2 separate regions of the Homo sapiens genome follow, and region 2 is linked to region 1. A link is a loop called in an ENCODE intact Hi-C map of the cell type or tissue named here. Cell type or tissue: A673. All regions are shown on one strand. Links, peaks and the distances in the headings refer to the core of each region. The heading gives the core; the rest is flanking DNA. Region 1 overlaps DTNA (dystrobrevin alpha). Region 2 overlaps DTNA (dystrobrevin alpha).

Region 1 (7,280 bases), core at 1,745-4,244:
GCTAAAGCCTGCTTTCACATCTTGGAATACACAAAACTTAGTTTCAGATATGTTAAATTCAGGAATTAAGATAGCCCTGTGTACTTGGATAAAGCCATTCAAAAGGCTTTTCTCCATTTTCATTGTGACATAGGAGACTCCTTCCATTGGTTAAAGTTACTTGATATTAATAATAAATGTGGATTTGCAGCTTGAATTAAAGGAAAAGGACAAACTATGTATCATATGTATTTTTCAATCTAGTTCAGACTATTGTTTTATAAACATATTTAGCAAACCAATTCCTTGAAAATATGTCAATTTTTCTCAACCACTTCAATTTTCTCTCAATTAAGGGCCCATGGATTTTCCATAGTTACAATTATTAAGAAAGCCAATGGGTTCAATTTCCATTAAAATGTTTCAAACCTTTAGCATGGCAAGTCCTCTTTCCTCTACTATTAGAGGAAAAGTAATTGGCAAAATTAATGGCAATTACATTAAAAGTGATGACAAAAACTGCAATTACTTTTGCACCAACCTAGTATTTCACCAAGGCATTCCTCAGATGCTAGGCCATTGCTCCATGCTCCTTGCCCTCACCACTTGATGTTATTAGCCGCTTTGTTTCTGAACCTCTTTCCTCCTCACTTGAGTATTTTCAAAATTTTCTTCCTATTACTGCTTCTTAGATCTATTTTTGCAAGATTAATACATGAGATAATTTTTAGTTCTCATGAACTGATGAACATTTATGTGCTTTAGTACATACATGTATCTTAATTTGTATTTTTAAAAATGTATAACCAGTACACTAGTTTAATTTTACCTTAGATCCTACTGTTTAAGGGGATAAAAATGCACTCTTTGGCTGACGTAAATCCATCTCTTTCTTCAAATTTTGTGAGCTTCTAGATTAAATAGTATCCACTTTTTCACAACTCAGGCTCTCAAAACTACAAAATTGCTTTATTCCCAAGGAGTTTGGTACTCCAGTGTTACATGGTAGCTGAAGCAGTAGAACTAAGCATTGAATTTTTTTTTAATTGTATTGGTCATCTTTGAAGAAGAATACAGTCAGTGTAGATTCAATTGTAAGACTATGATGCGATCTCACATCATGTCCTCTTCCCATAATTCTAAGCACACTCCAGTTATTTCTACTGCTCTTCTTTGACCTTTTCTTAATTAAGGTTGTTAACAAAGAAATCTCCAAAGAGAAAAGCTCAGAGTTTGTCACTACCAGCCATTTTCCCTACTCAAGTGATTAATCATATTGACTTGATGGTTACTTAAGACCATAAATCTGTCTCAGCAGAGACACCTTGCGTCTGCCTGATGAAAGCTAAATGTGATTTGTATTTTGAAAACAAAGCAGAATTTAAGGCCAACCAATCAATGAAGGAGGCTTTGTTTTAATAGCTGCACCCTCCATATTTCTCATAGTTTTTTCTATCCTTAAAAAATTCCAACTTCTTTTTCAAATTTCTCATTTTTTCTTCCCTTTTCTTTATGTTTAATTAGATCCCAACAATTCCTCATACCTGTCATGGTTCTATAAGTAATGTAATGACCTCTTACCTCCTTTAACATCATTGTAGCTACAATGCTTTACCATCATTAAGTTACAGTGAGACATATAATAATAGTAATAATAATAGTAAGTGTTTTTAAAACACTTACCTCATGCCAAGCTCTATGTTCAGAGCCTTGTATACATAATTTCTCCTAGTCCTTAAAGTAAGCCCATGGAGTAAATAAGATCATCCCCCTTTTATAGACAAGTAAAGGTATCATTTTAGAGAGCTTACCTGACTCTCCCTTAGTCCCACAGCTATAAAAAGTGGGGCAGAGATTTTAACCATTATCCATCCAAGTTCATAACCACTGTGTTTCATCACCTCTTTTAAAATCTGCATCAACACACGCCTTTCAGGATCTTTTGTGGATGCCTCCTTCACACTGCATCCTCCACGTATTTACTGAAACTGTATATCTTATTCTAGTGTTTTTATTTGATTTTAGCAAATATTTTGAGCACATACTAGTAACAGGAATGGTGATTCTTAACAAGTTACCTTTTATGTATGTAGTTCCTTGAGTTGTGACTTCTCATGTTAATTGTAAGCTTCAAAAAGGGCAAGAGTTTTGTCTTCAGTCTCTTTTATCTTATTACAACAGCTGGAGTAAGAATAATAAATTTTGTATTTATGAAATGCTCCAAAAATTACAAAGCCTTTTTCCACACATTATTTAATTTACTTCTCATAGTCCTAGAAGGTTGGATATGATTATTTCCATTTCACTGTTTAAAAAATATGAGCTTTGAGACATTAAGTGACTTATCCAAAGTCACATGCTAGTAAGGGCTTGCAAACAGGTCTTATGACACTGGTTCCCATCTATTTTCCACCCCATTCCTTGGCCTCTAGCTGTTCTCCATCAAAAGCTTTGTTTTTGCCATTATTCAGACCTAATCCTGATTAACTCTGTGTGGGGGTCTTCTACCCTATATTAACTACTTAACACACTGGGAAACTGACTTATTTGTAATAGTTTGCTGCTAAAGAAACACTTATGTCATTGCTGGTTCTGTCAGATAAGTCAAATAAATAAACTGCAGCTCAAGGGAGAATTTCTGCTTCCTTCCTAATTCAATGAAGTTTTAAAAGCCTTAATAATTTGTATGCACCTTCCTCATTGCAGGAGAAGGAGTCTGAAATGTGATACAGTGTGGGCTTTTACTACCCTCCCCCAAAGCTTGTCAAATTCCTGGGCTTGCTAGTTTATACCAAGGTCTGTAGTAGACCAACCAAATGATTTGAAACCAGCCCAGAACTTCTACCTCTAACATTGTCACTTGATTAGACTCCTGATGTCATATGACTAGGTTAAAATTGTTCTGCTTATATTTTTCTCAAGTACAAGAAAGTGTACATTTGTGTTGTCAATAGATTTCTTGTTAAGTGGATTAATAATCCATCTAGTTTAAAATTGCTCCACAATATTTTATGCTTTGGGAAAAAAGACATCTAAGAATGCCTATTTCAGAATTTCATTTATGAGGTCTAAATTTTTATTAGCTTGCATGCTTAGAACTCTTTAATAGATTCCTATTGGACCTAGTTTACAACCCAGACCCCTCACCATGGTGTACAAACCTGCATGTGACTTAGCCCTTGCCTACTCCTTTCTCAGCCTCAGATCTCATGGGGTTCTCCCATTCAATCACTACATTTAGTCATGTCAATTTTTGATCAATTCCTCCAACGAACCAAGCTCTTTCCTGCCTCAAGACTCCAATACTAGTTCTCCCCTCTGTCTAGAACATTCTTTCCCATTTCACCCCTACTATATGCACATGAACTTGCTTGTCTAGCTTCCAATCTTAGATTAAAGACACCTCCCCCAGTAGGTCCTCTATATTAGTCTCTATTATAGCATACTATTTTTATTTTCTTCTTATCAGCTGCAGTCATTGTTTGGTTGGTTAGTTGGTTAGCTGTTTGGCTGGTTAGCTCATTGGTTGGTTGGTTGGCTGACTGGTTAGTTGGTTGGTTGGTGGCTGGTTGGTTGGCTTACTATTTACTGTATCTTCAGTGGGGCAGGGACCCTCTCCAACTTGTTCACCACCTTATCTCTGACATCTAGCACAGTGCCAGGCACATAGTAGGTGCTCAATAAACATCTGTTGATATTGTAGAATATCAGTAGTGCAGTAGCTAAAAAAATTCCATCTTCCCCTAAACAAAGTTGTTAGGAGTAGTCAGAAACTTTACTAGCAAAATTAGAATTTTTACTATTTAAAAAAATCACTATTATAGAGTAGCACTTAAATTGAACATTTAGTATAGGAGTATAAAATAGATGAAAAATTAAAGTATTAAGCTTTGTGTAGTGGTAGACATGGGCAAAGATAAGCACCAGCAATTCACTGATGTGAACAGAGCAACTAATAGGGCATTCTAAAATTTTTTTAAAAACTTAAAGTGATAATTGGGCAAGAATTTTTTTTTAATTTTAATGCCCCCCTAGATTCTTCATCTTTGTATTAGTTTGCTAAGAATGCCAAAGCAAAATGCCATAGACTTGATGGCTTGAACAACAGAAATTTATTTTCTCACTGTTCTGGAGGCTGGAAGTCCAAGACTAAGGTGCCAGCAGGGTTGGTTTCTCCTGTCCTTGACTTGCAGATGGACACCTTCCTGCTGTGTCCGCAAATAACCTTTTTTCTCTACCCTAGTGTCTCTTCCTTTCCTTAAAAGAACAGCAGTCCTATGAGATTAGGGCCCCACACTATGACCTCATTTAACTGTAATTAAAGGCCCTATCTCCAAATATAGTCACATTCTAAGGTACTGAGGGTATTCATATGCTTTAGCATATGAATACTGGGGGAGACACAATTGAATCCATAACCCACTTCCCCACTGAATCCACTGAATTGTATGCCTTTAATATTTTTAATGTGTAGGTCAAGATTTGACTGACTCTTTTTAGTACATTTTGTTGATTTTGAAAAATGTGAGTTTATTGCAATCTGTTGAAAGAAAAAAGAAATTATAATCTGTTGAAAGAAAAAAGAAGAGTTACCTACACTTACTGACAGTGTCTCTTTTATATGAGTTTTCATTTCCTGTTAACACGACTCCTTTTGTTTAGTAAAATTTTTAGGAACTTCAATTATAGAACTGGACTTCTGAGAAAGATATTTCCTTAGAATCCTGGAAATATAAATCTAAAGACTGTCACATCAGGAACAGTTGGAGTAGAAGGAAATGGAGGAGTCTGAGAGTTTTTAGAAGATAGAATGCATGACCTCAACTGTAACATAGGGGGTTGTTGAAGTCAGGGTCTCAATAAAGGAGTTTAAAGGTCTCCTTTAAGGAAGCCATTATTGTGGTAAATTCTTATTGTTATCCATGAAGATTGCCATTTCATGATTTCCTGTCTTTTTTTGTTGTTATTCCAAACCACTCACAAAGGGCCACTACACTAAGCTTTGAGAGTTAGTTTCTTTCCCCATTCTTCAGTACTGTAAAACCATTTCTCGGTCCCCAGTGTCACTTTGTTCCTTTCTACCCTGACTCTCTTGAGCTCACTGACTTCTAAATGCCAAAAAAAAGTGCTCTATTCCCTTAGCATTTTGCTCTAAACCAACTGCCAAAGATAGAGAATAATCTAATAAAGCAATCTTCCATTTGAGTTAACTAATCCTCTTAATAGAAGAGTAGTACATGAAACTCGATGGCCTTCTAAATTAATTTCTAGTGATAAAATTCCCATCACTAGCCAGAGTAGTAGAAAAAATATGAAAAGAAAATATAGAAGCATTTATATATGCTTTTGCTTTTGCATTTATATATGCTATATGCTTTGGATCACAGTATTTTCTGGTTGACTACCCTAACTTAGAAAGCAGAACAGGCCCAGAAAAAAATCAAAAGAATGTGAACAAACCGTGAGTTCCCAAAAATCTTTGCTAAATCACACTTTCATAAGCCCTAGCTCAGCTGGGGCCACTTGAGTTTCCTGGAATGCCATTTTGAAATCACTGGCAACAGACACTGGCCATGCATTTCGGGTAGAATGTGGAGGGCTTTCAAAATAATGGATTTTCCTGCTCTGAAATGCCGTCAACACTGCAATCACTTGTTAATTCATCATAGTCTTGTAGCAAGATTACTGATTATAAAGTCCTGAAATGAATAGCTAGGGCTGGAGAAAGTGTTGGAATTGGTATTTATTTTAATGATTTAGGGATTGTTGATCATTCATTTTCAACTATTTGTAATTGAAGTCTTGAAATAGAGGAATTTATCAGAAGAATGCCTCCTTCACCCTTGTATAATTTGAACATACTGAAATGGCATTATGTGGACCCATAAATTGTTCATGTGCACAAAGGGGTAATATTATCACACAGGCCCTCATTCACTCAGTGCTGGGGGAGGAAAGGCATGGACGTATGAGTTATCACTTGCTATACAGAATCCTATATCTTCACGTCTTACATTTCCAGGAGGCTTTTTAAAAATATAACCTTCATATTACTTACACTAGCTAGTCATTCATTTTAAAAGATACTTTTATCAGAAGTTTTTATCAAGATTTTTAAAATTATTTATTTATTTATCAAAATACAAATGTTTCTGACAAAGTCACTTTCAAGGTGTCAAAGATATCATGTTCCTGGGCCTGGAGCAATGGGGTTATCCGCAAAACACTGTGTTGAATTAGATGTATAGCCCCTAATACATGAGCCAGAAATGATAAACATGTTAAAATCAAATTCAGTTGTCTCTTTGTGGGGTAGTTTGACGTCGAAAGAAAAGACAGTGTAACTTTCTCTTTTTCATTGAAGCTGTAATAAAGAATTTAGTTATTATTTTTAACCATTGCAGAATGCAGACATTATTTTATAAAGACAGACATCTGCTTTAAAGCATCAGTTTTCCAGAGATAATTCTGCCTTTGCTATTAAAATTATTTTCTTACTCCAAATCTAAACTTGTGTAATGAATAAAATCTCAATCCACTGGGATTGATACTAAACATTATGTAAGCCGTATATCCTACAATTTTCTGTCTTAAGGGAATGTTTATAACATATCACACATGCTGTATGGGTATCTGTTAAATACTCTTGAACAACTCTCTCTTTTATATCGTTTATATTTAGGTTTCATTTCACGTATTTGTGTCTTCCATTTTGTTTTCGAGATCTTCTAGATCCTTGATACTCAGTGTTGAACCAGTACACTGGACCAATATTATCGACATTTCTTGGAAGCTTGTTAGAAATGCATCTTCTCAGGTCCCACCCTCCCAACCTCCCCTACCCTACCACCACAGAACCAGAAACTGCATTTTCACAAGATCCCTAGGTGATATGCTTACACTTTAAAATTTGAAAAGCACTGCTCTAGATAATTGTCAGATGGTAGATGATATTTTGAAGGGGATGAGGATTACTAATGGATATGAACATGTTATTTAAAAGGCAAAATAATAATAACATTATATTAACTAATATTTTTGAGCACCTCATGTGTTCCAGGCATCACACTCTTTTGATGCTTTTTGCATACATTATCTCATTTGAGCAAAAGGAAAGAGAAGCCTCTTTTTCTGAGGAGGGAGAAATCAGTTGTTAGATAAGGAAATTCAGGAATGTTCTAGTTATTTATTATAGCTCAGAGAAAAGGGCTAAGTCTAGAGTGGAAGTATTCATATTAAAACAGCTATAGCTTATATATGCAAGGGGTGTAGGCTAGAGCAGAGATAATGTAGACAGGAAT
Region 2 (7,280 bases), core at 2,341-4,840, 48 kb before region 1:
ATACCCATCTCCCTCCCATGCTCAAGTTCCCAGTCCATGCTCCTCTCCCCAGATGTCTGTTCCACATCATCCACAACCAGGAACTAGGTGAGGATAGGTCACAGGGACCAAGCAGGACGACAGGCTGGATGTCATCAGCACTGCTTTCTTTGCATCCTGCACCCAGACACATCCTGATGACTAGATCCAGAAGATTCACAGATCAAATCTATAGGGAGTAATTAGAGGAATCCCAGCTCTTCCCAACTAGAATTTAAATAAATAAATAAATTTAGTTTATAAATGCCATTTCCCTGGGAGTGTTTTGCTTGCTAGATAGAAGAGTTGGATAAATAACACCAAGAAATACAAATAATTTCCTTGTTGATTAATTCTTGATATACAGAAAAGCTTGCAAATTTGAAATCACTTAAATCTGAATTTTTCCAAAACTAATAAATATTTATTTTAGTTGGTATGTGATTTGTACTCATCTGCTCCAAATCAGAGATATATTGCAATATATTTTTCTTTTGACATGACTCACATTATTTACTTGTTCATCTATAATGCATTGTCTGCTAGGTACCAGGAACTACCACTTTTTACTCTATGCATTTTTCCATTTTAGGAATGCCAGCCCCATTTCATAGATGAAGGAAGTGAGACTCTAAGTCTTAGAGGTCATGCACTTGTCGTAGAAGAGCCAGATTTGCAACCTAGGTCTTTGGACTCCAAGTCCAGTGCTCCTTGAGCACAGGTATCTTCCCTTCATAACATAAAACATTATTTTGAGTAATTGTTAAAATTAACAGCAAAAATCCAAGTAAAGGACACAGTAACGGTTCTATGTAACCTGTTGTTTTTTTTTTTTTAGTTTAAGGATTTGCATAATCTACTCATCTCTTGGATCTCAATGTGCACACAAAGTTAGTTATGAGAACCATACTTTAGGTTTTTGTTTTTCTTTATGCCTAATTTGAAAATAAGAATGTCTGAACAGATTGCTCTCTCTCTCTTAGGGTTCTGTGGTTACAGATCCTGCAGTTAAACCTAGCCTGGGAAAAGGGTCTGACTTCAAAAGACTGTTGGCTAGTTGGCTCATTTGTTATTATAATGGAAGAAATTGGTGACAAGTTCTCCTATACCAAAAGTCAGAAACCATAGATCTGTTCTGAAAAGCAAAAGTAAGAGAGAAGTCAAGAAAAAAGTCACATAGCTCAATTCATAGTAGAAGCTGATGTTAGTTTTGCTTATTAGGTATATAGCCAGGAGAGAGCAATGAGGTAGAAGACAAAAAAATAGGGAGCTGTTAGTGAAAAAATATATATACAGTGCATATTTCTCAAAAACGGAAACTGTTATATTTCATTGAGAATAAACAAAATATTTATTTGCAAATGCAAAAGCATAATGAAAAGTCAACCTTAAATGGTGAAGATGTGGAGGAACTGGAACTCTCGTACACTGCTGATGGGAATGTAAGATGGTTCAACTACTTTTGGAAAATACTTTGGAACTTTCTTTAAAAATTAAACATACACTTACTGTGAAACCCAGCCTTTTCATTTCTAAGTATTTACTTAATATTTTTAATGATTTTAATATTTTGAATCCCTCATTGTCTAAGAGAAATGGAAGCCACATATCTATACAAAGACTTGTACGTGATTGTTCATAGCAATTTTATTCATAAACAAAAACTGAAAAACAACCCAAATGTTCATCAACAAGTGAGTTGATAACCAAATTGTGATATATCCATATAATGGAATACTACTCAGCAATAAAAAAGAGAAAACTATTGATACTTTCAGCAATACATGTATGAATTTCAAAACAGTTAACACTAAGTAAAAGAATCCAGACCCAAAAAAGAGTGTTTACCATATACTTACAGTTATTAAGAACTGAAGTTTGCAACAGAAAGCAAATCAATAGTTGCCTGGAACAGGGAATGAGGATGGATTGCAGAGGAGCATGAGAAAACTTTTGAGGGTGAGGACGTGTTCTTTATCTTGGTCGTGATCATGGTTTCTGGGATCTCATAACAAGACCTCAGGGCAAATAGGGAAGAAAACAGAAACAGCTTTCTTGACTACCCTAGTGAAAGTAACCATGACTTAAATCAGCTGGTAATAATGTAGCCAAGAAACTTCTTGTTCTTGACCAGCCTAGTTCAGTGATGTGTGACTTAGTTCTGCTGCTGCTGCAGTGTATACATAACTTTTCCTTTTTACCTTGTCTTCCTGCCTACCTTAACTTTCTTTTTTTTTCTTGTTTCCAACAGCATACTACTAAAAAACACATAAATAAATGAAAACATTTTAAATACTCAAATATAATTTGGACATCCTTTCAAACACTAGAATTTAAATGTTGGCCTTTTCTTTTTGAGGGGGCAGGGTGTGCAATGGGGAAATAACTTTTAAACCGATAGACTTGGATCTGAATGCTAGTCTTGCCATTGACTCCTCTTCTACTTTTGCATTTGTCAGTTCAGTTTCCAGATCCTCAGTTATCTTATGTGTAACACAGGGATAATAGCTGTATTTCAAGAGTGATTGTGAAGATTGGAAATAACTATCTATTGTGGTGGTCAGTAAATCATTTGCTTGCTATTATGTAATGCACATCAAGTCTTAGAGATAATGCACAGCCTATGTTCATTTACTTATGTTGACCCCCTGCAACAGCTGCACACATGTGAGATACCTAGAAAAAAACAGGACAGAGGGTCATGTAAACTGATGTATTTGCCTTCCATTACTTTGGGCTGATGTGTTAACTCTGCTTTAATTGTAGTGCACCTGGTGGACATATGGAATGTCATAGAAGCATTGCGGGAAAATGCTCTGAACAACCTGGACCCAAACACTGAACTCAACGTGTCCCGCTTAGAGGCTGTGCTCTCCACTATTTTTTACCAGCTCAACAAACGGATGCCAACCACTCACCAAATCCATGTGGAGCAGTCCATCAGCCTCCTCCTTAACTTCCTGCTTGCAGCGTTTGATCCGTAAGCACCCTCTGAATGTCTGTTCCTCTCTACATGTTTGGCTTTCACTTCCTGTCTTACTTGGTCTTTTTCCCAAACAATTTTATATCTCTCTCTTTTTTTTTTTACTCTCTTTTTTCTTACAGTGGATGCTTATGTCAGTAAAGTCTCCATGTGTTTAATATAAATTTTAAATCCTGTGAAAAAGACTAGAGAGTAAAATGGTGCCAGAGGAACTTGAGGACAATTGTATTTTATGTGCTGACCTTTAGTTATCTCATCCCATGCTTCCTGGAAGCTGTGGATGCTTGAGAGGATTGCCTGTGGTGCGATTTAATGAAGCGTGAAGTGGGAGGATCTTTTTAACTCTCTTCTTTGCAAATTGTTTAAGACAGTGTTTCTGAGGTGTCCTAACAAGGCCCTACAGCAAACAAGAAAGAAATTGAAAAGGGTTTCTTGACTATCCCAGTCAAAGTAACTATGACTTGCGTTAAATGGACTGGTCAATTTAAGTGTTTCGATCATAAAATAAGGGGATGCTGTCCACAGACCACAACTGAAGCTCAGCTTCATTTTTGTATAATTTTCCCTTTTAGAATCAGAGAATTTCAGGGCTGGCTGAGATCTTAAAGGCTGTTCGTCCACATATCTCATTTTACAGATGAAGGAAATGAAGCACAAAGAAATTGTCACTTGTTTGGTGTCTCGCAGCATGTTAGTGGCCGAGTGGGGACTTAGGTGTTCAACAAAGGTTTCTTTACCAAGGTATATGTGGATTCCCCTGAATTACATTCTCAGCCTACAATTTCAAGAGGGCTTTTTGCCAATAGCCTCCAACCTGGACGTAGTACCACCCCCTCCACTTCCACTGCTTGTTTTGAATATTAAAAAGGAAAATTGCTAACCTGACCTTTCAGCAATCACATTTTGAGATTCTCAGAAGGTTTTACTTAGTCTCATTGTCTGGCCAATGCCTGGAAGTATTTACCCCCGCAGTGGAGATGTTCCAGCCAGGCTAATGTTATTTTGCAATTCACAAAAGCTACCAGCTGTCACTTTGCAACTTAGAGTGTTAACAGAATCGTTCCTGCTCAGTTTTTCCAGTGTGCATTATTGTCTTCGTGATATTTATATTTTGAGAAATTCTTCAGTTAAAATAAACAATTTTACAACTAGCATTCCAGGTTGGTAGAGTCTTTGCTTCGGCTGTGCACACTTCAGAACGAGATGTACAGCTCTAGCTTAATCACTATAGTAACTGGATGCTGGGGCAGGTAAAGAGGACTGTGGTTCCACATGACAGGCAGCAGAGGCAGCAGAATGGAACCTGGCCATGGCATTTCTGTAGTGGCATTTCTAACCTGGCCCTGTGACAAGAGTGTGGCAGCTTTCAGATTTGCCCCTAAAGATGTCAAGAGACTTATTTGTTAGAAATGTAACAATGGAAACTGCAAAAAGAGAAATATAATATCTCACTAAATCCTGGAGTACTGCTAGAGAACTCATAAAGAATCAAAGCCAAATAATCATTTGCACCCACTCCATAAATATAGACCAGAAACCAGACTAACAATAAGGAAGGGGGTATTTTGTGAGATATATAGGATTCACACAAATATAGTTAGATTTTTCACTTTTGGTCAGAAATATTTGCTAGATCACTTCTAAATATAGAGCTATGAACGGTCTCTAAATAGCTGCTGAAAATATAGCTGAATCATTTCAAGATTGATGAAAAGCTAAGTTTGACATCTATTCCAAGGTAAGGAACAATTCACAAAAAAGTTCAGAAGAAATCTTTATTTGGTGCCTATTCTTCGTATAGATAGGAAGCCTCCTGATGTGTACTTTCAATAATCTCACTGTAGTAGATTTATAAACACATCCACATAGACAAATTTCACTGCAAAGATTTATAAACATATCCATGTAGAGATCCTACTCTGCAGACACTTCTGCGTTTGCTCCTTCAGCGTAGCAAATGAGCATAGGCAGTCCTACTGACACTCAAATTTTCCATCTGATGGCATGGAATTTTGGATATGAAATGTAAGCCATCAGGAAGTACAGCTAACTGGATATGTAATTTAGAAGTGAATATAAGAAGAGAAACTTAAGAATAAAATAAATGTTCAAATTCTATTTCTTATAATAGTAAACTCCAATTTATCCAAATGAGACCCAGCGTGGAAATCTGATGCCACTTCCTACCACCTGTCCCACGACAGAGTCCAAGTGTTTAAGAGAACCGTCTGTATTTTGGCAGACATGAATGATCCTGATACTACTAAAAGAAAGATGTGCTGTTGCTATTACAGAATCACTGAAACATTTAGGAGATTTTTCTCCCATTTGTCGTATTTTAAATGGACATATAAATAAACAGGGAAAAAATCCAAAATAAAAATTAGAGATGCCTTAAGAACCTAGACTCTGAAGAAGAGTTGCTAAAAATAAATAAATAAAAAAGAAAGGCAGTATAGTGATTTAAACTCATGAAGAATAAGAACTTGGATTCAAAGAAACTTGGCCATTTTGTGGGGGAGGGGATGGTGCCTTAAAATTCACTAGACTCCCAGGTAGTTGAACTTCGTGAAGAAAGTGGTAACCTGAGATGAGGATTGATGCCTCCTTTACTGGGATGTACTTCTGAGAGCCAGACTTACCTTCGCACAGCCATAGCTCCCCAAGAATAGCATTCCCTCTCCCACCAAAAAAACATCCGGATCTCAATTTTCATACCAGGATGCTTACTGCAGACTGTAATCAGTTTCCTGGTTGCAAGATTTCTCTCTGCTCGTTGGCAAGTCAGCCTCTCAGAAGATATGATAACTACATCTGTAGATGATTTGTACAATGTTGGGGGTGGGCAGTGGACCCCAGTGGTTTATGCTCATGCTTGCCATTCTGTCCCTGAAGACACAGTTCCTTGAGTCCAGAAGATTTTTGTTTTTTGTGACATTCCTTTTAAAAATGGCTGTATTCCTGGGAGGGGGTCACCCAGGGAGCAGTTACCAACCAACTTCTAAGCAAATCTCTCCACGGCCAGAGGTTATCTTTTTTAAGGCGTCTAGTGGAATGGATGAGTGTGCCTGAGAAGGATGGGAAAAGAGATGTCAGAAATAAGACCAGGGGCTGAGAGGGAAGAAGATATGTGAGGGAGCAGCCAGAACTTGAGCCAGTCTCTTCCTCTTGTCCCTTTCCTCCGATCACCCCAGGAACTGGCCTCCCACCTCCCCTTCTTTGCTGCCAGGAGCCTTCCGCTCCTCTGTCTCCTCCAGAATCCCCCCAGCAAACTGGCAGCAGCTTCTTCTGTCACCTCTTGTCCATATTCTATTGAGGAGGGGGAAAACTCTTTGAAGTCTTCAAAGGACCTTTAATGTTGTTCTTATTATTTTGTAGGAAATAGAGAGTAACTCAAAAGAAAAATATTGCAGAAAGTTAAAAGATGAAAATAATTCTTAAAAGCCTATAATGTGCAGCCTTTTTGAGAGGTGCAGTCACAAACTCTGAGGTTCTGTGAAGCCTTTCGCCTGTCATGGTCAAGTTGATCACCTTTCCACAGGTCCACCTCTCCTTGCACCTGATTCTGCTATTGTCTTATAGTGCATGTCTGACTGTTTATATGACTGCCTCCCAAAGACTTCTTTAGGAAAGAACCATATTTTATTCTTCTTATGAACAGCACCTGAGACCATAGCCAACACAAGAATGAATCAATGAATGAAAATCCAAGGTTGATCTTTCTGAGCTCTTGTCGTACTAATTTCTTTTAACTATTTTTTTTTAAGACCGAGTCTCACTCTGCCGCCCAGGCTGGAGTGCAGTGGCACAATCTTAGCTCACTGCAGCCTTCGCCTCCTGGCCTAGAGCAATTCTTGTGCCTCAGCCTCCCGAGTAGCTGGGACTACAGGCGTGCACCACCACACCTGGCTAGTAATTGTGTTTTTAGTAGAGATAGGGATTCACCATATTGCTCAGGCTGGTCTTGAACTCCTGGGCTCAAGCAATCCACCTGCCTCAGCCTCTCAAAGTACTGGGATTTACAGGCATGAGCCACCATGTCTGGCCAGTTTTCTTTTAATTCTTTTTCTGAGATTAAGTCTTCCTTGATCTCCAATATATTACAAAGACTAGCGGGTCCCAGTCACCTAGATTCAGACCCTCTATTTTTACTTCTGCTCCACAGAAAAAAAAAACAAGTGTTCATGGTTACCAATGTTGGTGATCCTATTTTTACAAAAGACTTCTATGTACTCCTCTCACCTTCTCCCTGCTTCCCCAGGAAACACTAAAAACAAGT

The links. Hi-C counts contacts between places; a loop is a spot of excess contacts. Peaks named below come from ENCODE experiments on the same cell type or tissue, not always from the same donor. Only the 100,000 strongest peaks of a DNase experiment are listed, where the experiment ranks them.
Region 2: a loop joins it to region 1, with 4 times the contacts of the local background. A loop is called at or near these places in 2 of 110 quality-filtered maps.

Annotation. Positions count from the first base shown.
Region 1 is chr18:34,839,368-34,846,647 of GRCh38, forward strand. The region is part of intron 13 of DTNA (dystrobrevin alpha); the gene reads left to right. Among named protein-coding and RNA genes, the nearest start is that of DTNA-AS1, 75 kb to the left of the region's middle. In A673, for the core only: no CTCF peak of the experiment used is centred there; no DNase peak of the experiment used is centred there.
Region 2 is chr18:34,791,253-34,798,532 of GRCh38, forward strand. DTNA (dystrobrevin alpha) reads left to right here. Exons shown (of 23, transcript NM_001386795.1): 4 at 2,785-2,998. Among named protein-coding and RNA genes, the nearest start is that of DTNA-AS1, 27 kb to the left of the region's middle. In A673, for the core only: no CTCF peak of the experiment used is centred there; a DNase peak (open chromatin) is centred at 3,299.